3 separate regions of the Mus musculus genome follow, and regions 2 and 3 are each linked to region 1. The links are chromatin loops, found by intact Hi-C in ENCODE. Cell type or tissue: left cerebral cortex. All regions are shown on one strand.

What was found. Peaks named below come from ENCODE experiments on the same cell type or tissue, not always from the same donor. Only the 100,000 strongest peaks of a DNase experiment are listed, where the experiment ranks them.
Region 2: it touches region 1 in a loop (2.2-fold over the local background); 2 of 42 quality-filtered maps call a loop at or near these places.
Region 3: it touches region 1 in a loop (6-fold over the local background); 5 of 42 quality-filtered maps call a loop at or near these places.

The regions. Positions count from the first base shown.
Region 1 is chrX:158,038,490-158,046,489 of GRCm38, forward strand. It overlaps Cnksr2 (connector enhancer of kinase suppressor of Ras 2), which reads right to left and starts at 4,708. Exons shown (of 22, transcript NM_177751.3): 1 at 4,288-4,708. The coding sequence starts at 4,351. In left cerebral cortex, CTCF peaks have their summits at 3,402, 4,056 and 5,250 (motif pointing right); DNase peaks (open chromatin) are centred at 3,599, 4,047, 4,316, 4,913 and 1 more place; H3K4me3 peaks cover 5,552 bases; H3K27ac peaks cover 4,427 bases.
Region 2 is chrX:158,540,672-158,548,671 of GRCm38, forward strand. No RefSeq gene overlaps it. Among named protein-coding and RNA genes, the nearest start is that of Cnksr2, 500 kb to the left of the region's middle. In left cerebral cortex, no CTCF peak of the experiment used is centred here; a DNase peak (open chromatin) is centred at 3,564; H3K27ac peaks cover 514 bases.
Region 3 is chrX:157,727,743-157,735,742 of GRCm38, forward strand. The region is part of intron 4 of Smpx (small muscle protein, X-linked); the gene reads left to right. Among named protein-coding and RNA genes, the nearest start is that of Gm15169, 28 kb to the right of the region's middle. In left cerebral cortex, a CTCF peak has its summit at 4,410; DNase peaks (open chromatin) are centred at 2,445, 2,973, 3,889, 4,398 and 2 more places; H3K4me3 peaks cover 188 bases; H3K27ac peaks cover 2,607 bases.

The sequences.
Region 1 (8,000 bases):
TCCAAATTTGTCTTCTCAGACATAGTCTCTTCTACATCGCCTCACATTTACACTGAATAGACATGTAATCACTACCTTTCTCTCATTATGGGACTGTATTTAAAACATTACGGGTTTTTTTTTTTAATACCTAAAAGAAGGAATTTCATTTTCTATCCTCAAGATGGCTGAGTCATTAGTATAGAAATCAGAAGTCAGAGACTGCTTCTTGAACAAAATGGATTATTATGAGCAAGAAAGAGTAGAGCAGCTGATTGTGGAATAGGTTAAAAACTATTTTAAAATTTAGAGTTTTTTAAAGGGATCATAATTCTGTAAGATTGATTAGCATTAAGTCCCAGAGATCATAAAAAAACACCAGCAGAAGTAGGTCTGCTTCACTCTGCAGATGATAGTCATTTTATTTAACCCAGAAAGAGATTAAAACTCAATTGAAGAATGCCACAGAGGGAAATAAATAGTCCTGGAAAATAATTATCTTGATCATGTGGATAGTTTGCATTAGTCTCTAAGCTCAAAAACTTATGAAAGGAAGAGTGGAATTATTTGGTATAAGATGAACAAGAAAATTTAATAATAAAAATAATAAGAGGAACACTGAAGTGTTCAGAGGTTTTTATTATATTTTAGAGACTCACAGATTATGACATATTTCCAGGATTTTCAAATAAACAGGAACTGAGAAATAATATTCTAGAATAATAGGCTTAGTGACAAATTAGTTATTGGTTTACATTATCATCTATGACTTTTCTCAATAACTTACTTGCCTTTGCTGGTTTTGAAAGATGTTTTAAGATTATCAAAACTATAAGATGATTGAACATGCTTTCCACTTGAATGCTGGTTTAAAGTACTAAAAAAAAAATACAGGCTGTGTATATTTTCTCCAAAAGTAATTTATATATTTAATCTTTAATTAGTGTAAAAGTTTATGAGCTATCACCAAATATTCAAAACTACTATCAAAATAATCTGGAATAGAAATCCTTATTTTAGTGACTCATAAATGGATCATGTATTGTACATTTACTGCAACTAACAATGACAATGTGCCATATCAAATAAACATTGCTAGCAAAAATAAACCAAAAACCAAACCAAAACAAACAAAAAAACTGAACAGTGTTGCATTTACAAAGAGTGTATGAGCAGCTTATATCTTTGCTAATCATATACACATTTTATATCAGTATCTCCTTCAAATATATTTCAATAAATAGATCATTAATTGCCACATTAATGGTCCTTCATTAAACGAGTCTTGAATACACACTATGAAAGCCCAATAAATTTATTTTTATCCTTCATTTCATCCTTTGAGGACTTAGTCTCTATATAATTTCTAGAAATTTCATGAAATCATAATCATATGATCTAATTGCATTTTTCTACCTGGTAAATAAAAAAAGTCTAGAAATAATAAAGTATGTGCCTTACTAAAACAGTATAGGTAGCTATACTTTCACTGTAGCTGAAACCTATAAATATTAAGGATGATGAAGGTGTCATACAAATAACACACTCTGAAGAACTAGAATGCTACAACTATTCAGGAGCCTTACTCATGTTTTAGGGTCTGGGGATGTGGCTCACTTGATGCTTATAGGAAACATGATAATATGCTAGAAGCCCTGAGTTCGATCCCAACCACTGTATAAAACCAGGAGTGGTGGCTTATACCTGTAATCCCAATTCTGGGGTAGTGGACAAAGCAGGATCCAAAATCCTAGGTCATGACTGGCTATACAGGAAGTTCAAGGCCAATCTGTACTATATGATATCCCTTTTCAAACAAACAAACAATAAAATGTTGTTCATGCCTTAATACTGACTTTATAACACTATATATTTAAAAATCATTAAGCAAGGTCTAATCAACTCAAAGCTATAGGCTAAATTGGTAGTCGTCTTTCCAACATTTCTGTTACTGAGGAAAGTGAAAAACTATCTTTTAAATGTCATTTTTTAAAGTTTACTGGGAAAAATAGTAGAGAAAATTAACTAAGGTAACACTATAAAGAGCAAGTTGAGGAAATTCTCATCTCCTCCAACTATTTTTAGAAATCTCATTTTCTGATAGGATCTGAAATGTATATGACTATCACAGAAAATTTAACAATAAGCAGTTTAGGACTAAGCAGCTAACTGGGACCTGAACTTGATAATTAAAGCAGATACTCTCCTAGTCTTATTCAGTCTTTTGTTCTACAAAGGCATGTAAATTCTATCTTGGTTACCTAACTGATCTTCTTAGGTAACTATAAAATGTGTCACCAACAGGTACAAAAAACAAGTTATTCAACTTAAATATCATGTAAAGTTAAAATTACAGGAAATAATCTTTTCCAAAGTTCAAAGAAACTACATTTTGCACTGGAGAGATTTTTAAAGGACATCATATGCTGTGCTTGCTTCAGGGAACCTAAAACAGTGGAGAGAAAGGAAGCCGCAAGCATGTAACTGGGTACGAGGTAAAGAAGATGGAGTATGCAGTGCTCATTACAGGCATCATGGGAATTTCTAGAAGGCAATCCCATGAAGCCAAGACACCATAAGTCTGAATGTTGTTGCAGCAACAGACCCAAACTAAACTCACCTTTCAGAGAAATTCAAAGAAAGCGTTTTAATTCAACATTCTTACTTCCTGTGACTACTCTGTCATCCATGACTAAGAAACTGAAAAGACAGAATTTTCCTGAGGCGTGTGTGTGTGTGTGTGTGTGTGTGTGTGTGTGTGTGTGCGCGTGTGTGTGAATCCAGGAAGCTGGAATTTTAATAGCAAATATGGAAAGAGAACAAGCAGCAGAAAAGATGAGGCACTGTTAGACTTTGTCTTAGTCATCTTTATAACCCCCATGGCAACCAATGCACTGCACACAAGGGGCAGTGGATAAATAATGAATTAGGTTTAATTCAATTCACTTGCACTTACAGTGTGCTTCGCAGTTACAAAGCATTTTTCTTACATATGAGATGAGAAAATCAAAGTAAGTGAGAAGTAACAGGGCAAATCAGGGAGAAAAGGAAGCAAAACACATAAAGAGAAACCCTAGAAGAATAGGCAAATGTCCGAAATGGTGGGGGAAAGATTCGGGGAGAATTTATTTCTCCCTACTACCTTCAATCCCTTCCATCTTTGAGTATATAGAGCTTAGAAAGTCTGACTGCTAAGCAAGCCTTAGGAAAGGGGCTCCTTCCTCTTTGAAAGGGGCATTTTCACAGATAAGGCTTGAAGAATATCTTAAGTTTGCCTGCTCGGGTACGACCTCAAGCAAAACTCTCATATTTTCCAAGCATGTCCAAGAATCTTTTATTTCAATGTAAGCATCCCCTTTGCAGAGTTCAGTCTGGGGATGACTGGAGAGGTCCCCAACAAGCCCCTCAACTCAGACAACAGAGGGAGATAGTGAGACAGGAAAGCCAGGAGACTAGAGAAAAAGCCCACATTTGCGTCTAGGAGGAGGGCTAAGGTTTGAAACTGGTCATTAGAAATTGTCGGGTGTGTGTGTGGGGGAGCCTTCAATATGGAAGAAAGGAGAATACTTGAATGCGCATCACTTTAAACCCAATGTTGGACCCTTAACAAGAAGCCGCGAGAGGTTTAAAGCCACCGCAGACCTCAACCTAGGAAAGCAAAGGACATGCTGGGGTGCACAGGAGGGATCCCACATATATTAGCTTGGATGCTGCCCTAAGGGAAGCATGTTACCCTAAAGTAGCTCGCTCCCTTCCCGATCATCCTCAGCCCAGCATGGAGGAGGGGGTTCCCACCTTCCAACTGGAGCGACTGCATCCTGACCCCATTATGCGGGCTTAAAAGTTGCCAGGAGAGTTGGCGCTGGGGAAGGCACTTGGCAGGGCGAGACCTAGAAGGGGCCTCGGGTTTCCAGGAACAAAGGGGCTGGTGAAGGGGCAGCCACGAGAATAGGTCCCACGGGCTCCTCCCTTAGCCTGGAAACAGGGTCGCCGCGTCCTCTCAACCCGAAGGCGTCGAGGGAAGCGGGAAGCGGGGAAGCTGCGCGGGGATTCCACCGCCCTGCTTCCAGCTTCAACCAGGTGGCGCCCGCCGCCCTCTTGCTCCCCGCGCCCCTCCAGCTGAAGACAAAAGAAGTCTAGGGTCCCCGGGCCCCTGCCAGAGCCAGAGGACCCCTGTCCATCCCCAGGGAGGACCCTCAGCAGTTGGTTGGAAGCTCCCAGGACGTGTTATGCCCTAGCGGGCACCCCTCCCTCGTACCGGGACCCTGCGCCCCAGTGTCGCCTCGCTCTCCCCACAGAGGGCATTACCTTTCATCCAGTCCACTACTTGACTCGGAGACCATTTGCTCACCGGTTCCATTATCAGAGCCATGGGCGGCGGGGTCGGTGCCGCGTGGGACGCGGAGCTCGGACAGAAAGCCAAGTCCGCAGCCCGCTGCGCCCTCAGGTGGGGTCGGTGGCCGGCCGCAGCCTCCCGCGGTGGGCGGCGCGGAGAGGGTGGCTTTTGTGTTTCGGTCCCAAGGCTGGAGCGTCGGAGGTGGCTGCGGTGGGAGCGGCGACGGCCGGCCAGCTGGCCGGGGTAAGACGCCGGGGTCGGCTAGGTCCCAGCCCAGGCGGCAGCCGCAGCTGCGGCGTCCGCGGCTCAGCCCGGGGTGAGCGTCCCGAGGGGCTTCAGTGCATGGCTCGAGCCGCCGAGGTCGCGGCGGGGAAAGGAAGAGGCGCCGGCGCACGGTCGCAGCCAACTTGCCCGCTCGCTCGCCTGGCGCGCGGGAGTGGAGCCCCCGGCACGACGAGCCGCCCGGCGGAAATGACGAGGGGCCTCCTGCCACCCAAAATATCTCTCCGCAGCCCTCGGGTGCGGGGCGCGCGCTCCACGAGCCCCCCGCCCCGCTCGCCGCCGCGCGGTCCCGCCCCCAGGGCCGGCAGCCGGTGCGCGCGAGCCCTGTGCGCGTGCGTGGGCCAGCGCGCGTGGCCGCCGCCCGACTTCTAGCAGACTCGCGGGCCAGGTGTGGGCTGCTCGCGCTCCCGCCTTCCCGCCCCGGGGGTCGCACTCGGCCGGAGCCGCGCCGGGAGGGCGTGTGCGGCAGCGCCTGGAGCCCCGGAGCCAGCCGCTGCAGCTGGAGGCTCGCCCAGCCCCGGGGTCAGTTAGGCAGTCAGGTGCGGCGGCGGCAGGAGAGTGGCTCCCAGTGGCCTTCCAGGAGAGTCAGCGAGACGGGTCGCCCCACCAGTTGAACGGACAACCCGGGGTGGCGGAGGAGGGTACTATAGCACCCCTGTCCCAAGCTCTCCTCGCCACCAGGGGGGAGGGGACGCCGCAGAACTGCTGGGGTGACAATGGGAGTCCTGACTGTTCTCTCTGTCGCCCTCGCGGCTGCTGAGTTGGCTCCCGAGGTGACTCCTCCGGACCCTGCGGAGAACACGGGATGTGGGCTTCCGCAGATGGGAGTCAGGATCTAGCCAGAGACGCCCATAGGAGACTAGATGGCTCGTGCTGTCGGATCTACCCTGGGTGATAAAAGGAACCCGGGAAGTCAGAGATGTCAACTGCAAGAGGCTCCAGCCTCCAGAACCCACACGTGCCTCTTCCCAGGCTCTGCTTCAGTTGTCGGCCACCTCCTTCAACACAAGGTCCCCGACATCTATTTTACATGATGTCATTTTGTGTTCAGTCGTTCTTATATAAGAACGGAAGAGTAATAACAGGACTTAAAGTTAGTGACAAATTGCAAACATAATGTTTCACATATTGTTTGCTTCAAAAAACCTATGCATGCTTCTATGCAACGTTTAGAAATACACATTTTGCCTAAATGAGGCTTCACTTTCAATGACAATTCTAGAGCGTCTAGTAGCAAGCTCTACCACCATTATAGCTGGTTTGTTTTTTTTCCCCCCTCGGTATAATTCTTAAACAGTCACATTGAGTAAACAAGCAACTTCTTTTATTTCTATAATCATTTCAATAATGTCAATAAATCATGTCAGTTCCTTCGGTACCCATTTTGTCTAACTCAAGTTTATAAGATACAGAACACCACTTTCTTCAGTTGGCATGGCTTGGCAAGTTCTCCCCCAACACAGGAGAAGGCAAAACAGGAGTAGATAACACACTGATGTTTTTATGCTAGTGCTACAAACAAATACCATTTAAGAAGCTTGTGTTCAGACTTGTTTACTAATAACCCAAACTCCAAAATATACAAATAAAATTTTAAAAAGAAATTTACTGGGGACTGGAGAGGTGGCTCAGCGGTTAAGAGCACTGACTGCTCTTTGAGAGGACCTGAGTTCAATTCCCAGCTTCCATATAGCAGCTCACGACTATCTGTAACTCCAGTTCCAGGGGTTCTGATACTCTCACACAGTCATACATGCAGGTAAAATAAATGAAACAAATCTTTTTTAAAAAGAAATTTAGATTACAAATTTAGAAATTTAGATTATAAAACAAGTAATGGTATTAAAATATTACTAGTAATAACACACATTTTATTAAGCAAAGTGCTAATCACTTTGTTTTATTCTAGCCTCAAACTAGCTCGACTGTTAGCTACATCTTACAGCTGAGACTTTAGCCATTACATCCTATTCCCTAGATCTATTACACATAGTTACATAAATTACACATGTTAAATAAATTAGTATGTATGATTGTAACAGCAAGTTCATTTCAGAATTTCAACTTGGAAAACAAGCCAAAAGGTTTGTATCAGTGTCATTAAATGGACAGTTGTTGTGAATGGGAGGTCCGTTGAAGATCTCCTGGATGGACATCATCAAATTGTTAACCAAAAAGAAGTCTGAGACACACCATGAATTTCTCTGATCCCTATCTAACCAGAAATGGTGAGAATATAGGACATGACCAAATATGGCTGCAACAGCAAGATGCGGGCCTGGCCTTCTATGACAAGCAACTATACTGTAAATCATAATGCAAGCAAGTGAAAATTAAAGTATCACTTGTCTGATGAGCTGGATATCAAGACAAATGTCTCAGGCCAGGGTGTAGTCATATAGACAGATGATAGATAGATAGATAGATAGATAGATAGATAGATAGACAGACAGACAGACAGACAGACAGATAGATAGATAGATAGATAGATAGATAGATAGATAGGGTGTGTAGGGAAGATGGAGAGAGAATATAGATAAGGAAAGATAAATTAATTAAAATTATGTGACAAGACCACTGTAAAAGAAAATGAGAAAGTAATATTATAGAGAAATAAAAGAGAATTTTGAGGAAGACCCTATATTAGATTGAGGGAGTACATAGTCCCCTCCAATTTGTGTTACAGTTAGGCTTTTTTTGTTTTGTTTTGTTTTGTCCAATCATGTAAAATGACTAAAACTAAATATAAATCTAAGAATGAACCAAACTGTGAGTATAGATTCCTATTGTTTAACAGAGTGTACCATGGCCTTAAGCATTTTTCTTAAATTCTCCTCACTTAGGATCACCAATAAAATATAGCATTTGACTTTGACAATCTAATCAGCAGAAATTGTTTCAATCTCTTCAAAACATAACAGGCTCTTCACTTTCTGCATCCTTGACTTGGGCAGGGGAGAGAAAAGAAAGGATTAAGTCATCACTGCTCTTATTCTTTTATTCTTTAACTACAGATGACTCAGCTGAATCTTTGTGGTATTTTTCTTTCCCCAACTGTTTAAATAAGCTACCATTCATGTAGTCTGCCTCTTATTCAGAATTTAACATCTTGCCCCATTTTTTGTAAGTATAGTATAATGTTACTCTATAAAAGCCTCGTCAACTTAATATTGCCTTTTCTTAGTATACAATACAATTTTTAAAGATTAGGAGTAAAGAATGTTGTCGTAAATATATACAAAAATATAATGAACCAATTAGTATGACATCACAATTCTTCCACAGGCTAGATTTAAAAGCCAAACTATGAACCTTTGGAAAGAGCCTCAGATTCTTTTTTAAATTCAAGCAGAGTAGAAATATTACATTAATTAAGTTAATTGTATCTATACTTTTTGAGATA
Region 2 (8,000 bases), 500 kb after region 1:
CATGGGTATTTTGTTCCCTTTTCTAAGGAGGAATGAAGTATCCACACGTTGGTCTTCTCTCTTCTTGATTTTCTTGTTCAACTTGTATACTTTAAAGATGTTTGAACATCAGAATGAAAGTCAGTTGGGGAGAAAGTTTTGTCTATATTTCCACAGGTGATGAAAGATTATGTCTTTCATCAAAATTGATAAAGAACCAATCCAACTAAGAGAGGCTTCCACATAAAAAGTATAACTCAAGGAAGGAAGTGACAAAGAAAGACAGCAACACAGATGACACTGAATGCTGATTTCCCCCCTTCCCTCATGGGGATAGCTCAACAAACTTTCTGAAAATAACAGACCATTCACCAGACTGGCAGACTGGCAAAGCTTGATGATGAAATGGATATTTGCTGAAGGACAGATGATCAGGATTGCAGTTATGAATGATCAACATATCTTCATAAGGACATTAGGACTGTTAAATTCGTGGTATTGTTTATATCCTAAAAGTTAAACAATGTACAATTTTTAGCTTGAACAGAAAGAAGGAAGATGCAGATGAATTTTAATTGAGCAACATGGCTGCTCTGGCAAGAATACAAACATGCTCTAAGTACACATACCTTTAATCCCTAACAATGTAGGAAAAGCTAGTTTGTAGAGAGAAGCAGCCATGTTGTTCGGTGATGTGTAATTGAGGGGTGGACAAAGTGATGAATCAGAGTTTTAACAGAATGATCAAAGATAGGATACACCTAACTCTCATAAGAACAGCACAGGAAAGAGTCTATTTAAGAGCAGTACAGACAGACAGACAGACAGAGACACAGAGAGAGACAGGGACAGAGGCAGAGAGAGACAGACACAGAGACACAGAGACACAGACACACACACACACAGTGAAGGCAGTTTTAACGAGTAGTTTTACAAACACAAGTTGCAGGTGAAGACAGAATGAAAGGGAACCAGAACATTAGAACACATTGCCAGAGTTAGTTTGAGACCAAGCAAAGCAAAACTTCAGAAACTGAGAAAAGTCAGTTTGAATCAGTTAGCTTGGAGAGGCGTTTGGGCCAGAACAGTTGAGTTGAACCATTCAGCAAGAATTCAGAAAGAACTAGAAAGGGTAAGCTTATTCAGAAGTAAGTCTCAGAGGCTGAAAACATTCTAGGCTTAGATTAAATCATATGGAGGCTAGATGCTTCCAGGACTAGACCTAGGATAGCAGACAGAGTCAGATTGCCTCTAAGATAACAATTACTTCAGGCAAATAAAAGATAATTTTCTGTATTATAGCTTGAAGTTCATTTGTCACAGCAACTAGCTTTATCCCAATTGTTACAAATGACAAATAAAAACCTCTTCTTCTGCAGTTTTATTTATTTATTTTTACATTATCTTATACTTCAATGCTGTCACTGAGTCTCTACTATGTCCAGTCACATCTTTTGGGTCACTCAGCAATAGCTATGCTTTTTTTTTTTTTTTTTTGGCTATCACAATGGAAAAGTGCTACTGGCATCCAATTAATAGAGACCATAAATGCAACTAAACATCATACAATGCACAGGATAGCCCCTTCTCCACATGAATGAATTACCTAGTCTTGAGCCTCAGTTAAGTAGCCCTGCTCTACATTTTGATGAGGTCACCACACCCTTCTCAACAAGCCAGTTATCTATCATTCTCCAAATGAATTGTCCTTCCATTTTCCTCTCTAACTGTCCTACTTTTATAAATAATGAACAAAATGATTTTTATTTTTGGCTTCCTATAACAAAATGAAAATATGTAGAGATATGGCTTGTTTCCCAGCCTCTATGCAACCCCCATCAGTTCACAGCTGTCACACACTTGCGAACTCCATAGGAAAGTAGGAGCTTTGTTTTCTTGTTTGTCTCTGTATCCTCAGATGATAGAATAATACCTGGTACATATGAGTAATTGACAATATTTGTTGAGTGAATAATTCCGTCTTATAAACTATAGGGAGGAGCAGAACCTGGGGCATTTGGGAGCACCTTCCCCATTTTAATTGACCAGAAATTCCTCAAATCTTTTAACTATTGCCCAGGCAAGGAAACCTGGTTTGTTGGTCCTATGAAAAATCTCTACATTTCAAATGGTGCTAGATAACTTTTTTTAACCTGCACAGGGGCTTGGAGAGATGGTTTGGAGGAAGAGAATACTTCCTGCTTGTCCCATGGGCCTGTGTTCAGTTCACAGAATCCACATGATGGCTCATCGCCATTCAATACCCCAGTTCAAGGTGATATTTCACCCTCTTCTAGCATCCATGGACACCAGGCACACAAGGCATGCACATATGTACACACAGACAAAACATTCAAATGTAAAAATTAAAAATAAATAAATCTTTCTAGAGATATAAAAAGACCCAAAACACTGTATAACCAGCACTGTCTAACATGTTAAAACCGGACAACATACACCTATCAGTCTCATTTGACTCCAGGTCTCATGTAATATGTCAATATTTTTTATATTAGCATTGGTCATCACTGGGCTTTTACTGTGTCAGGCATGAGGTAAGTAAATTTTCATGGTACCTCAATAGCTTAAAACAATACATTGAACTTTATCTCATAATTAGAGTTGACAAGAGAATTTCTAGATGTCCTTGGCTACAGTCAACTTTCAGTCAGCTATGTGTTTATTCTCCAGTAGGTTTTCTGGCTCTAGATGTGTGGGGCTAGTGAGACATAAACTTGCCTTCTTTCAGGAGGCTAAGTTGAGCTAGTTTTAGTGGCAACAATAGTCCAAGGGGTCCGAAACAGAAGTGCAGGTCCTCTTGAGGTCCAAATGCAAAATATTTCAACTGTGCATGACAGCCTTCCAACTGTCCAAAGCAAATAAAAAATTGAGCAGACCAAGGGTCTTGCTATATGCCTAGAGTTTGAGCCAATGGTAACTGCAGTCCTGCCTGAATTTCAGAAGGTTGTTCGTCCTGGATTCCTCTTTGCTACATCTCAGATGTCTGCTAGCTCCCTTTTCCTCCATGGTTATCATATCAGGCAGGGAATACCAACTGCTGGCTCTTAGCCACCTTACAGCTATGGAGTTTACTTATCAGAGTACTTTTTTCTAGCAAGTGTCCCACTGGACAATAGGCAAATCTAGATATAATGCTTTGTCTCAAACCCTCACTGTATTTCAACTTCCATTGTTAAGCAGGCATTACACAATTCTGCTCAAAACAAAGCCAAATTGAGCTTCCTTGGGAAAGCTTGGATGGGGGATGTCTATAAAATATCTCTAAATGGGGCTACAATCTACTGCCTAGAAACATGAACATTGTCTAATTCTTCATTTATAAGCACTGTGAAAGACCTATCCCATCATTAGTCTATGTATTCCAGAAGCTGCAAATCCCAAACGTCCTTAAAGGTTGCAAGCATATTTGCTGAAAGACTAAGGAACTGGCTTCATGAGTTCCAGATTGCTGAATGCTAGCCCTACATATGTTGCAAAAGCATGACTGGTTTGCAAACTGTTGGGGACAAATCCCTTGTTTTCCTTCTGGCTTGGTTTTGAATAGAGAGTAGGATGCTAGGCGGGACGGAGTGGGTGTAGAGCTAGAACAGGCATTGTTGTGCAGGGCTCTGGATGCCCCTGCACGAAGTCTGAAACAAAAAGCAAAGATTCATTTGGCAAACAGCTTTTAGGATGAGTCATGTGAGGGAAGTAGGGCTGGGTGTCCACTCTTTGTGCTTTCTGGGGATCATGGAAATATTTAAATTGTTGGGGAAATAGAGTGGGTAGGAAGCAAGTAGAAAAGGTAAGAGAGGGGGGAGGGAGGGCTCGAGAAGGGGAGGGAGGGAGGGAGAGAGGGAGGGAAGGAGGGAAGGAGGGAGGGAAAGAGGGAGGGAAGGGGAGAGAGAAAGGTAAAGGGAGAGAGAGGGAAAAGGATAGAGGGGGAAGGGAGAGAGAGAGAGAGAGAGAGAGAGAGAGACTTTCCTAACTTTAAAGGAAGAAATAACAAGCTCCTCGCTTTGTTTAAAAGTATAAATTGTAACAAGAGAAATGGCCTTCTCTGATTATAGAAAGCTCTTAAAATTCTGGTGGTTTGAAAGGTTTAAGAGGCTTTAATTGAGCTGTGCATGGTTTTAGACATCTATAATCTCAGCTTTCAGGAAGATGAGGTAGGAGAATCACAAGTTCAAGATCAGTTTAAGCTATAGAGAGACCCTATCTCAATTTTTGAAGAAAGAAAAGACAAAGGAACAGAAGAAATTGGACACTCCAATTCAGGGTTTCTCTTCTAACAAAGTATCTGATTCAGTTTGCTTTAATACATTTAAGTTGCTGAGAATTTTTAATTCATTTATAGTGAGCATATATAACAGAGATCCAGTACTAGACCCTATGTTTCAGATTATATTTTCAATATTTAATACATTCAATCAAAAGAAAGAAAGTACAACATAGTTCCATGGCAGCTTCTTTTTTTTCTTTTTTTTTCTTTTCTTTTCTTTTCTTTTCTTTTCTTTTCTTTTCTTTTCTTTTCTTTTCTTTTCCCTTCCTTCCTTCCTTCCTTCCTTCCTTCCTTCCTTCCTTCCTTCCTTCTTTTTTCAATTTTTTATTAGATATTTTCTTCCTTTACATTTCAAATGCTATCCTGAAAGTCCCCTATGCCCTCCCCACACCTTGCTCCCCTACCCTCCCACTCCCACTTCTTGGCCCTGGCGTTCCCCTGTACTGGGGCATATAAAGTTTACAATACCAAGGGGCCTCTCTTCCCAATGATGGCCCACTAAGCCATCTTCTGCTACATATGCAGCTAGAGTCACGCTCTGGGGGTACTGGTTAGTTCATATTGTTGTTCCTCCTATAGGGTTGCAGACCCCTTCAGCTCCTTGGGTACTTTCTCTAGGTCCTTCTTTAGGGGCCCTGTGTTCCAGCCAATAGATGACTGTAAGCATCCACTTCTGTATTTGCCAGGCACTGGAATAGCCTCACAAGAGACAGCTATATCAGGGTCCTTTCAGCAAAATCTTTCTGGCATATGCAATGGTGTCTGCATTTGGTGGTTGTATATGGGATGGATCCCGTAGTGGGGCAGTCTCTGGATGGTACTTCCTTTCATCTCAGCTCTGAACTTTGTCTCTGTAACTCCTTCCATCCATGGCAGCTTCTTGTTTTGGGGCCATTCCTTAAAGTACACAGTTTGGGCAGGTTCTGTATTTTAAATGCACAATGTTCTAATTCTTATTTTTAAGCACTGTGAAAATCCTATCCCATAATTAGTTTATGCATTCCAGAAGCCAAAAACCCCAAATGTCCCCTTGTTAAGATTACCTTCATCATTACAAAATTTGACTTCGACCTAAAATAGATGAATTGATGACTTATCCTGAAAATTACTCCATCATTCAATGGGACTTCATGTACAATAATAATGTCACGTCCCAAAGAATCTCAGAACAAATGGCTAATTGTGGTGCCCAACTAGCAGGCCAGAGTATCTGCTTGGCCTCTAGGCTCACTCAGTACTTGCAGCTCCTATGTGCAGTTCTCAACAACCCTCCTCCTCCCCTAAACCTAAGCCTCTCCAACATAGGACTGCATTTCCCTTCCCCCAGCTTCCTTCTCTTTCCTCTATAACCCTGCTATTAGGGCCACATGCTTTCTTGCTCTTCTTTTGTCTTTCTCTCTTCCCTTACCCTCTTGCTCTCCCTCTCTCTCCTCTTATGATCCAGCTCAGTCTGCTGATCATGTTTAGTGTACTTTTCTCCCTACTCTGAACTCTTCCAGATGCCTTTGGCTGTATTCTCCATTCTATCTACAATGAAATCTTTCTCCTTAACCATACCTAGGAGTATCCATGTCCTCATCTTCATTCAAACATCACATAATGAAACAACAAACTTGTTATTCTTCCAAGAGGAATATGAATATATGGGGTGCATTTTATCTGTTATGTATCATATATTCTATTGTAAGTCAATCTCAAGCATGTCCAAACTGAGCCTGTAGATTAATTTGGTAGCATTTTTACTATTATCCTTACTATACAATCATAGCTAAAATGTATTCTATTCTTTCTTTGGCAAAACTTAGGACAAATGTTACAATTGTTTCTTAATATTGTTACCAGAAATAATGATAATGAAACACTCAGCCCACCTTCTTCCCAAATGATAAAGGGAATATAGCTAATTTTCTTATTAGCTATTTCCTATAGCTAATAAGAAAATTGAGTATGATTTAAATAATGGACTTCATATTAAAACCCTTGACTTTGTGACAGCAATATCTTAGTTGTAGCTGTACCTATTTTATATATTTCACTGATATTCATACATATGTATGTATTATATATGCTTTCCATATTTTTCTTGTGTTTTCATTTTGCCTTTAAATGTATTATTTGTTTCATACATGAATACAATATGTTTGGATCAAATCTACCTTCTCCTACAACTCTTCTTCCATCCCTCACTTCCTCCCTCCAACTTCATATACTCTTTAAATTCAGAGTTCTCTTAGTACTGCCTATATGTGCACAGATGTAGGGCCATCTATTGGAGTATAGGCAACCTTATCAGGGCTTGCATCCTTAAAGATACTGACTCCATCCCCCCAGCAGCCATCAAATACTAACACCCTCCTCACTAAGGGTTAGACTTCATGAGTCTCTCCCTGTTGTATAGCAGTTTCCTCCAAATTAATGAACCCCTTAAGGAAGCAGAAGGATGTTTATGAGATTCAGGAGGAAAATGAAATGTTACGTCTAGGAAAACATAAAACCATAAAACCAGAAAGTCTGTAAGGCTTCTCCTCAGTTTTCTAGGTGGAAAGAACTGGGGAAGGAGATTGGCTAGCTGAGTTTCAGACAGATCTTGAGGACTTGTTGAGTTATCTACAAACAGTGCAGAAAGCTTCAGGGTTTCAGCTTTCATGAAGAATTACCCCTGTTGGGATGGGCTTTCTGGTGATGGTGATGGTGATGGTGATGGTGATGGTGATGGTGATGGTGATGGTGATGGTGATGGGCTTTCTGCTTTGGGTTACCACCCCTGCTCCTGTAAGTAAATCCTTCATTCACGCACCTGTTAGTAACTCCAATAAAAACATATTGGTTCACTAAGTGAAGTTTGATCTGCTATGGGTTCTCTTTCTGGAGTAAATCGATATTTTTTCATGTGCCATATCTCTCTAAGAAAATTTCCTCAGATAATACTCCCCATATCCATGCTGGGACTCTGGATGGCTTGATCTTATGCAAGTCTTCTGCATGATGTCACAGTTGATTTTAGTTCCTCTATGCAGCTTCCATGAGGTACCTGGAAAACTCTGTTTCCTTGTAGTTATTCACCACCTTATAAGCTTTCTGCCCCCTCTTCCATGATTATTCTTGACTTTGAATGGAGGAAATCTGATATATATGTGCATGTGCTAGCATCCTACATTCTCTTATTCCTTGCATGTTGACCATTTAGAAGTTTGTATTCATTTCCATCCTGCAAATAAGGAGCTTCTTCAATGAAGACTGAGAATTGTACTAGTATAATCCTTAAATATTAGTATAATACTTAAGTATTAATGTAATAGTACTTAAAGATAAGTAAGCTGTACTTTAATACTATGTGATATCTTCAGCAATGGGGGTCACATCATCAAGTTCTGAAAGGTAATCAATACCTTGGATTGTTTAAAGAAGATCTATGCAAGCTCATGGACCAACAAATAGAAGGGAAGTAATCTACATCTGGAACTGGGCTTTTTGATTGATAGCCAATGACATCTGGGAAAGGTTTAACTTCTTGTAAAAGTTAACTCTATTTAAATTCTTTTTTAATATATGTATATATTTTGGAAGCGTCTACAATAATAAGCTTCTATGTGGCTTCTGTAAATCTTTTAATATTAGTTATCCCTCTCTGTTACCCTTCCTCTACCCTGCCTTCCCACTCAACTCAACACTCTCTGTCACATTATCTGTTCCCCTTCTCCCTTCATAGTCCCTGTATTGCACGGCCCTCTCTCTGCTT
Region 3 (8,000 bases), 310 kb before region 1:
AGTCATATATAATAAATCAAATTTATTCAAAATTATGACTCAGTAACAGAGGACAGTTTAGAAATTCACAAACTTGTGGAACTCCAATAACACATTCCAAAATAACTAATGAGTCAACAAAAATGTCACAAGAAAAATTAGAAAGTATTTTCAGAATAATGAGAAAAATCTCCAGCTTACTGAAACCTATGAGATGCAATGAAATCAGAACTCATAGAGAGTACTTTCATGTAGATATTTATGGTTGGAAGAGAAGATCTCAAAACAATAACCAAATAAATGATGGCTCTGTATTTGGGTAATATGATTAATATTAATTTGTGAATGGAAACATTCTTGTGAAATGACAAAGAATATTAAGTTTAAATTCAATTTATATACACCCTAAAGCAAAGCAAGAGGGCTCATTCCTATAATATCAACACTTGGGAGGCTGGGGGATAGGCGATTATTGTGATCTCCAGGTTAGCTTGGGCTAAAGAGTGTAATCTTGCCTTAAAACCTAGAACAAAAAAACCAACTAAATAAAACACCCCCCCTAAGAAACTACTGAAACAGAAACTCAGAAATTAAAAGTAATTGCCCCAAATAATTTTCTTTCTTAGTATCATACTTTGACTTATTTCCTCTTATTCCCCGCGTATAAATATGAGGTATCCTACAGGAAGTTGTTAACAATAGGAAGATTTGGGGTCATTAAGCTATGGTCTCAGTTCCTTCTACCTTTGCAACTTTGGGTTCAGCGTCTCTATTTTGTTTATTCATAATAAGCAGAAAATAGCATACCCTGATTGTGGTACCTTTGAAGGCTGGGGGTGGGGGGTGCTTCTAGAAGAAGTGTATGTAAGCACAATGCCCAGGCTAGGCAGTGCCTCACACAATGAGAGCCGGTTCTTTCAGCCTCTTCTGCTGACATACTATCATTCATAGCATTTCTACAGTTTTGCATCTTGCTTTTTCTGCCATACAGTTTATTGTAAGAGTGATTGTTTTTATGTTGCTTTGCAGCCTGCAGGACTAAGATGATTTATTTTTCAGAGTCTGACTTATCACGATTTCAGAAGCTATTCCCTGTACAGAAGACAGAGGACCGATTTATTGGTTTATAAAGAACTATATGTAAAAAGGAAAACAAAACCAAAAAGCTTCTCCCAATGTCTTCTCTGTGATTTGCTGGGCACTTTCCCCCCCTCAGTTCTGATGTGTTCCCTGTTTTGACCCAATTACATAGGTTCTATTCTCTTTCTCTAGAGGAAATGGTTGGAGGTGGTTTTCTAACTTTTAGTGAAGCTGCCTTTCTTTGTATTGGTAACCTCCTTTTGCCTTCTTCACTTGGTTGGGAGGACAGTTTCTTCAATGTTTCTTAACTACATCGAGGTTTCAGAGTTTCATTCAGTTCTTTTGTTGTCTCATAAAACTTTTGTGCTAGGACATATTTACAACCTGCATAGAAACAGTTGGCTCAGGACCCAATTCTGCAAATTTGTATACATTGGTATGTAACTTTTCCTGGACCAAAGGACGGTCACGACTGGCACATGCTTTGCTTTCAATATTGTGGAAAGCTTTTCTCAGTGTTTTATGACCTAGGATATAGGGTGTGTGTGTGTGTGTGCTCTAGAGACATTTGGCAATGTCTAGACAAATTGGTGTACAGGGTGAGCAAGAAGACAAGGATATTGATAAACATCCCATAATTTCCAGAAGAGCACCCTACACAAAGAATTATCCAGTCCTAAATGTTAGTAGTGCTAGCAAAGAATAAACCCAATTTTCTGCTTGAGAGATTAATGTCACATCCAAGCAGTCTCTTCACTGCACTTTATAGAAATTAAAATGCTAAAGAAAAAAGGCATAGGAATTAACTACCTAACAGGTATAGTTTTTTTTTTTTTTACCATAATTAACTTTGTGGAAATAAGGCAGTCAGATAAAATTTTTATCCATTAGCAAATTAGATATTTAGAATATATCTAATATATCTACCTGGGTTATACAATTATCTCAGCAGTTCTGCAAACTTTTAAACTCAATGGTACGTACTAGTAGCAAATATAAGTAACCAAGAGCACCATTATAATTTCTTCACCACCCTGAGCAGTCCCATCTGTTATATGCTTGGGAATGACTGATGGAGCATTCTGTGTTCCACATTCATATTTCCCTTACCACTTGTGTCAACCACAAGGGATGGCTTATTCATTTATAGCCCAGTAAATGCTAAGAATGGTTATTCGGTTGCACTAGAGTCACCCTGCTTGTAAGTCACTCCAGCATCTGCAATACTATTTACCCAGTCCTGTGAACCATGGCCACCTGCTGCATCATCCTTTTAAAAATGTCCTTTTAGTCAACCATAGTCCTTTCAAATATTTTTCTGTGCCAGCTCTGAGTGAAACAAGCAAAGGCTACAAGAATGCAGAAACTTCCATCCCACCAAGGAGGGTATTGAGCCACTATTCTCATGTGCTGGCTTCTTTGTTTCTTTGTTTGAATGTTTACCCATTCATTCAGTCAGTCAGCAGCTAGTAACTGTGAAGGACACCCCCTCCGGGTTCAGAGATGATCAGGTACAGGGGATCAGGGCACGTAGCCTGACTCATAGTTTAATATGTGAAATATTGTATGAGAACACAAGAAATTGCTGTCCCTTAAAGGTCTTAAGAAAAGGAAATGGTTAATGACTATAAAATGTAAATGAAAGAAAAAGAAGTGCAGGGAAGGAGAGGAGACAGAGTAGAACAAGATTATGACCACAGGACATGGTGAGGGCCCTGGTCAGGGTCAACCTAGCTGCTGCTGAGAAAAGCCAGGCCTCTGCAGAGTCCACCTTTGCTCCCAGGATGAGCGAAGGCTTGTCAGGCAGGGCTGTGTTGTTCTCAAGTGTAGCTGTCTTCCAGCCATGAAGCCTTTTCTCTCATTCCCCCTCTCACGCTGTGTGCAGCCCACGCAGAAAACCAGGAAAGTGAATTCTGGGCTGTCTAATCAGACTTGGCTGCATCGTGACAACGCTGCTCGTTTCAACTCCCCACACATGCTGTGGGGTTTGAGAAGAAGGCATCACTAGGAACAAATCAAGACTTGCAGATTTCCTTTGTGCTCCCTTGCCAGTGTCCCCTGCCTGTGAACTCATTAATCCACATGCTCTGGTTTATATCTTTATGCAGATGGTGAGGTGGTAGCTGGTTTAATCCCAGGCAGGGATGGTCAATTGGCTTCCCACTGAGTGAATTTTCTATTAAGCAGTTGACAAATTAGAGTCTCTTTCATCTAGGCAGGTGGCACCAAGGCAGCTCACAACAATTCCTCTTGAGTGCTGAAAAACAGCAGAAAGCAAGCATGCCCTGTTGCCAGAAAGTCACTGGCAGCCTTCTGTTGGAGGGTCAGTGATAACTTCCTTACACCATGGAAAACCCGCCCTGACATGATACAGCAGGGACTACGAAATTCTTGGCCAGCCCCTATGACCTAGCTCTAGCCTGACTCTCAAATAGTACAAAAGGTGCCTGGCCTTTAGTTCCAAAGACAATTCCTAAAAATGTGCCAAGCATTTTTACTAAATGCCAAGTGTTCATACATCCCATTTATTCAGAATCCATTTTCATTTCTTAATCATTTTCTACATGGGCTAAGTAGAATATACCCTGACTGGATTAGCTTTTTCCTTCAAGATGCATATTAGCACTAGGAACCACGCTTAATCAGGACAATTTTAAAGTATGTGTGCACCTATTGTGCCATACATGACTACACAAGAAGTAAATGTCGAGAACTCAGAGTAGTTGGGTGTGGATATGAGAAGGGACATTTGCTCACACGGAAAATGAAGAAACAAGGTTCCGAGTGTGACTCAGCAAGGAGTGTATGGGGGTGATTAGAGCAGTCAGTTGTGATTGCACGAGATGGTGTGGACAGGCTTCCTGACACAGAATTTGCCATCTGAGAGAAACCACTAGATGATACATGTTCTGGTACACACTTGGACTCAGTTTCCACTTAATGCTCTCCTGAGATTCCATAACTCTGAGCAGAATGCAAATGTAAGCGGTGGAACCCTAAGGGCAGTGAGGTGTTTTAGATGGGACACTTAAGACAATCAAACACTGCGAAAGCGTTCATTCCTTTTGCTGTCCCTACACCCTTCCCCTTGCTTCCAAAGCTGGAAACTGTTTCGCTTTTAAATAAAGTGCCCTCTAAAGAGTAGCTCAGCCTATTTCTGTAGAGATCTGGAAGAAAGTGTGCTGAACGTGAAAAGGCACTAATTATCTGTGACTAATCTGAGCTCACCCAGAGGCTCCCGAGGATCTCAGAGGACCTGCTTTTTCTTTGGCTCCTCCTACTTTGCTTTGCCAGAGCCTCTGCCCTTGGTAAGAAGATTTCCAGTCTGCAAGTACCCTCTTTCTCCTGGAGGAGGCGCTGCAGCTCAAGTTTTCAAAGCCTGCTCGGTGGCAGTTTTTCAAAGCTCCAGAGGGCATTACCAGAGTTTCACCAGAGCACTTTCGTTTTGTATTGAAAACTTCAAGGGACTTTTCTCCTCTTTTGCCCATTTTCAACTAGTAAATGGTTTGTAATTTTTGGATCCCCCCACCCCCGAATATGGTCAGTGTTAAGAAACATTTAGAGATCGAGCTACTATTTCTCTGAGGTTAAAGAAAAGTCAAGATGTTTCCTATACCACTTTTTGAACCTTTTTTTTGGGGGGGGGGGGCTTGGTAGACAAAGGTATCTCGCCTATTTCATGCAAGGACTATGTAGAAGCCTGGTCCAGGGAATAAATTGAGAACTATGTCTCTCTGAACAACATTACAGCGTGCCCTAATCTTAAGGCACCACTCACACCCAACTAGTGCCCTACAGGAGGGTTCTCTCTTTCTCTCCCTCCTTCCCTCCACTTTTCCCTCCCTGCCTCCCTTCCTCCCTGTCTCCCATTCTCCCTTCCTCCCTGCCTCATCCCTTCCCCACTCCCTTCATTACTTACTTTGGGAATTGAGCAATGTCTCTTTTGCAGTAAGAGGGAAACAGGCAGGCTGTCACGAACAAATGCAGGTGCTAATTAAATAATATGGGAACCTACAGACTTTGTGAAGTGGCTGCTTAAAGGGGCATCATAAGCAGGCAGTAAAGAAAAAGAGGTTTGTTAGGGATTTATTTAAAAAAAAAACAACTCTAAATCACATCTTTTAACTAGGATGTAGCAGTAGGAATAACATTATCAAGCCTCCAGACTTGATTTTGAGAATTCAAAAGTATTTCCATGTTCATTCTGCTTCATCAGTGCTGGAAGATCAGTTAGACAGGAGTTGGATTTGCAATTCATGCCTATGTGACTTCCAACTTCACAGGGTGGAAGATTGTGGGATGTGTTGTCATTTCCTGTCAGAGAAAGATAATTTTAAGCCTGGTTATGAAGTACATCTATTTAAGTTCATATGCAATAGGGGTAATAATCTTTTTTTTCTACCAATAATGTATCACGACAGATGTATTTAAAAAGAAATTAATTTCTGCCCATATTTAGTGTTTTCTTGCATCCCGTGTCTTGTGCTGGTGACCAAACCCAGGTCTTTTATGAATGCCAGTGCTCCATCACTGAGCTACATACCCCGATGCTTAGTAAATAAATAATTATAATTGTGCCAGCAAGATGGCTCAGTGGATAAAGACACTCACCACCAAGCCTGATAATTTGAGATCAGTCCCCAGGACTTATATGGTAGGAGAGAACCAATCCCCTAAAGTTGCCTTCTAACTGCTGCATGGTGAAGTGTGATGTATTTACTCACAAACATACACATAGGTAAAACAATGGAAAATCGTACTTCAGCACAGTATTCACATGCAAACACCAAAGCAACACACACACACACACACACAGAGAGAGAGAGAGAGAGAGAGAGAGAGAACATCCAGAATCATGGGAATTAGGCTGAATCACACACACACACACACACACACACACACACACACACACACACACACACAGAGAGAGAGAGAGAGAGAGAGAGAGAGAATCATGGGAATTAGGCTGAATGTCTTAATATCAGAAGTACTAGGTAGAAAACAATCGGTTTGGGGAAAGCTTTACTTCAGAATGTCCTAAATCACCATTCTATAAGTGAGCTCTTCTGGAAAGATTTCCATCATCACCAGCAGACAAGAAAGGTATCTTAGATTCCCTGCAGTATCATATACAAAGCTTGCTCCTTATTACCTGTCAGGAGGCAGAGAACCTGGGAGTCATTTTGTGCCAAATCCAATTCAATAATGAGCCAATTATAGACATGCTTCCACTGCCAAGAGCACGTCACTTCACCATCCCAGCTGGCTTCAGAGCCCCTGGTGGGCAGGAAGAGGGACACATGAGCCTAAATTGCTGATAACACTCTAGACCAATGGGGCTTCAAATGCACCCACATCACAGTGTTTCTAGAACTCCCTTAACGAATCCTGCCCCTGCTGAACTTTCATAGCTCAGTCCCCACTCAGTTTGCTCTCTTTCTCACTAGGTGATCAAATTCTGAAATATCAAGAGGTAGTCACCAGGAGCTCATCTCTTGCACTACAGGCCAACTTTGCATAATCTGCTGCAATTCTGCAGCCTTATTATTATGGTATGAACTAGGGCCATAGAGTCTGTAGCCCAGCCTCACTACTGACAGCCTTACTGAGCATGTAGGAGGTAAAATGCCAAGAAACTTGAGCTAGGTGAAATACAAAGCTGTCTCCATTAAAAATCAAAACAGCTCTGTGAATTTTGGCAGACACTTTCCAACCTGCCGAGATCATTGCAGGTTTAGATTCTAGAATCCAATAGTGTAGTTATTTTTCCTGGCTGACTTTGCATGGATGGCCTGCCAATTCAAGAAGCAAGCCTTTTCCTATTTTTAACTGAGATCTTGAGGAGAAAGGGGACCATGGCAGCACCAAGGACAGCATTCTTGGCAGGGGCCTTGGAGTATGAAGAAAAGTCTTAGATGAGAATGATGGTTTTCAATTAAAACTATTTTTAAGTTAGCATATAAAATCGTGGGTTTTGCTGTGACATTTTCATACATATGTAATATTGTACTAAGCTCACATCTTCTCCTTTCTCCTTACTCCCTCCCCACATATGTCCTCTCGGCACAAATATGCCTTCCTTTCTTCCCCAAACAGTGTCTCAAGATTTTATGTTAAAATTATCTGGAAGGATTGCTGAATCTTAGACTTCTGGGCTAAACCTCAGTGCTCCTGATTCAACAGGTCTAGAATGGGTCCAGGAATGTATATTTTGTGACAATTGTCCACGGTGGTCATTGTTGCTACTGGTAGTGGGTTGGAGATTACACTTGGAGAATCCCTCACATACTATGTGCATATCCATCCACTCAGCCCAGTTTTATAGCCAGCATTTAAATGTGTAGTAAGAAGCTTTGCCAGGCTCTCTCACTGAAATTCAGATAAACTACAAATCAGTAAAACAGTTAATCACAAATTGTTGTTATATTTTTTTCAATGATCAGGCTCTGTTCTAAGCATACATGAGACTCAAATAAAAAAGTGCATGTAAGGATGATGTCATTGTATAAGTGAGAAAACGGGGGGAGGGCAGAGCACATACATGCTTTGTCTCCATGTGGCACAGCTAGACAGTGCAGAAGCCAGAATTTGGGATGTGCAACACTTAATCATATCCTAAGCAGGCTTTTCGGGTGGCAGATAGGACAGATCCTAAGTAGTTTAATAGACTTTGTATATCATAAGAGACAATCCTCATGTAAATGATGAGGACTTCTGCCAATGCTATAGATTTACCTACTCATCACTTAGACTCACAGAAGCACTCAATTTCTATAAGTGCTTAAGTGCTCTGCAGTGCTATAGGTCAGAGGTTGGCAAATCACAGTTCAGTATTGCCAGTGCCGCTTCTTTCTAAAATCCTGATGAGGGTTCTAGATTTATATTCATTTGTAAGAAATAATATAGAAAATCTCTGAATGAAATGATTGAGACTATGAGGA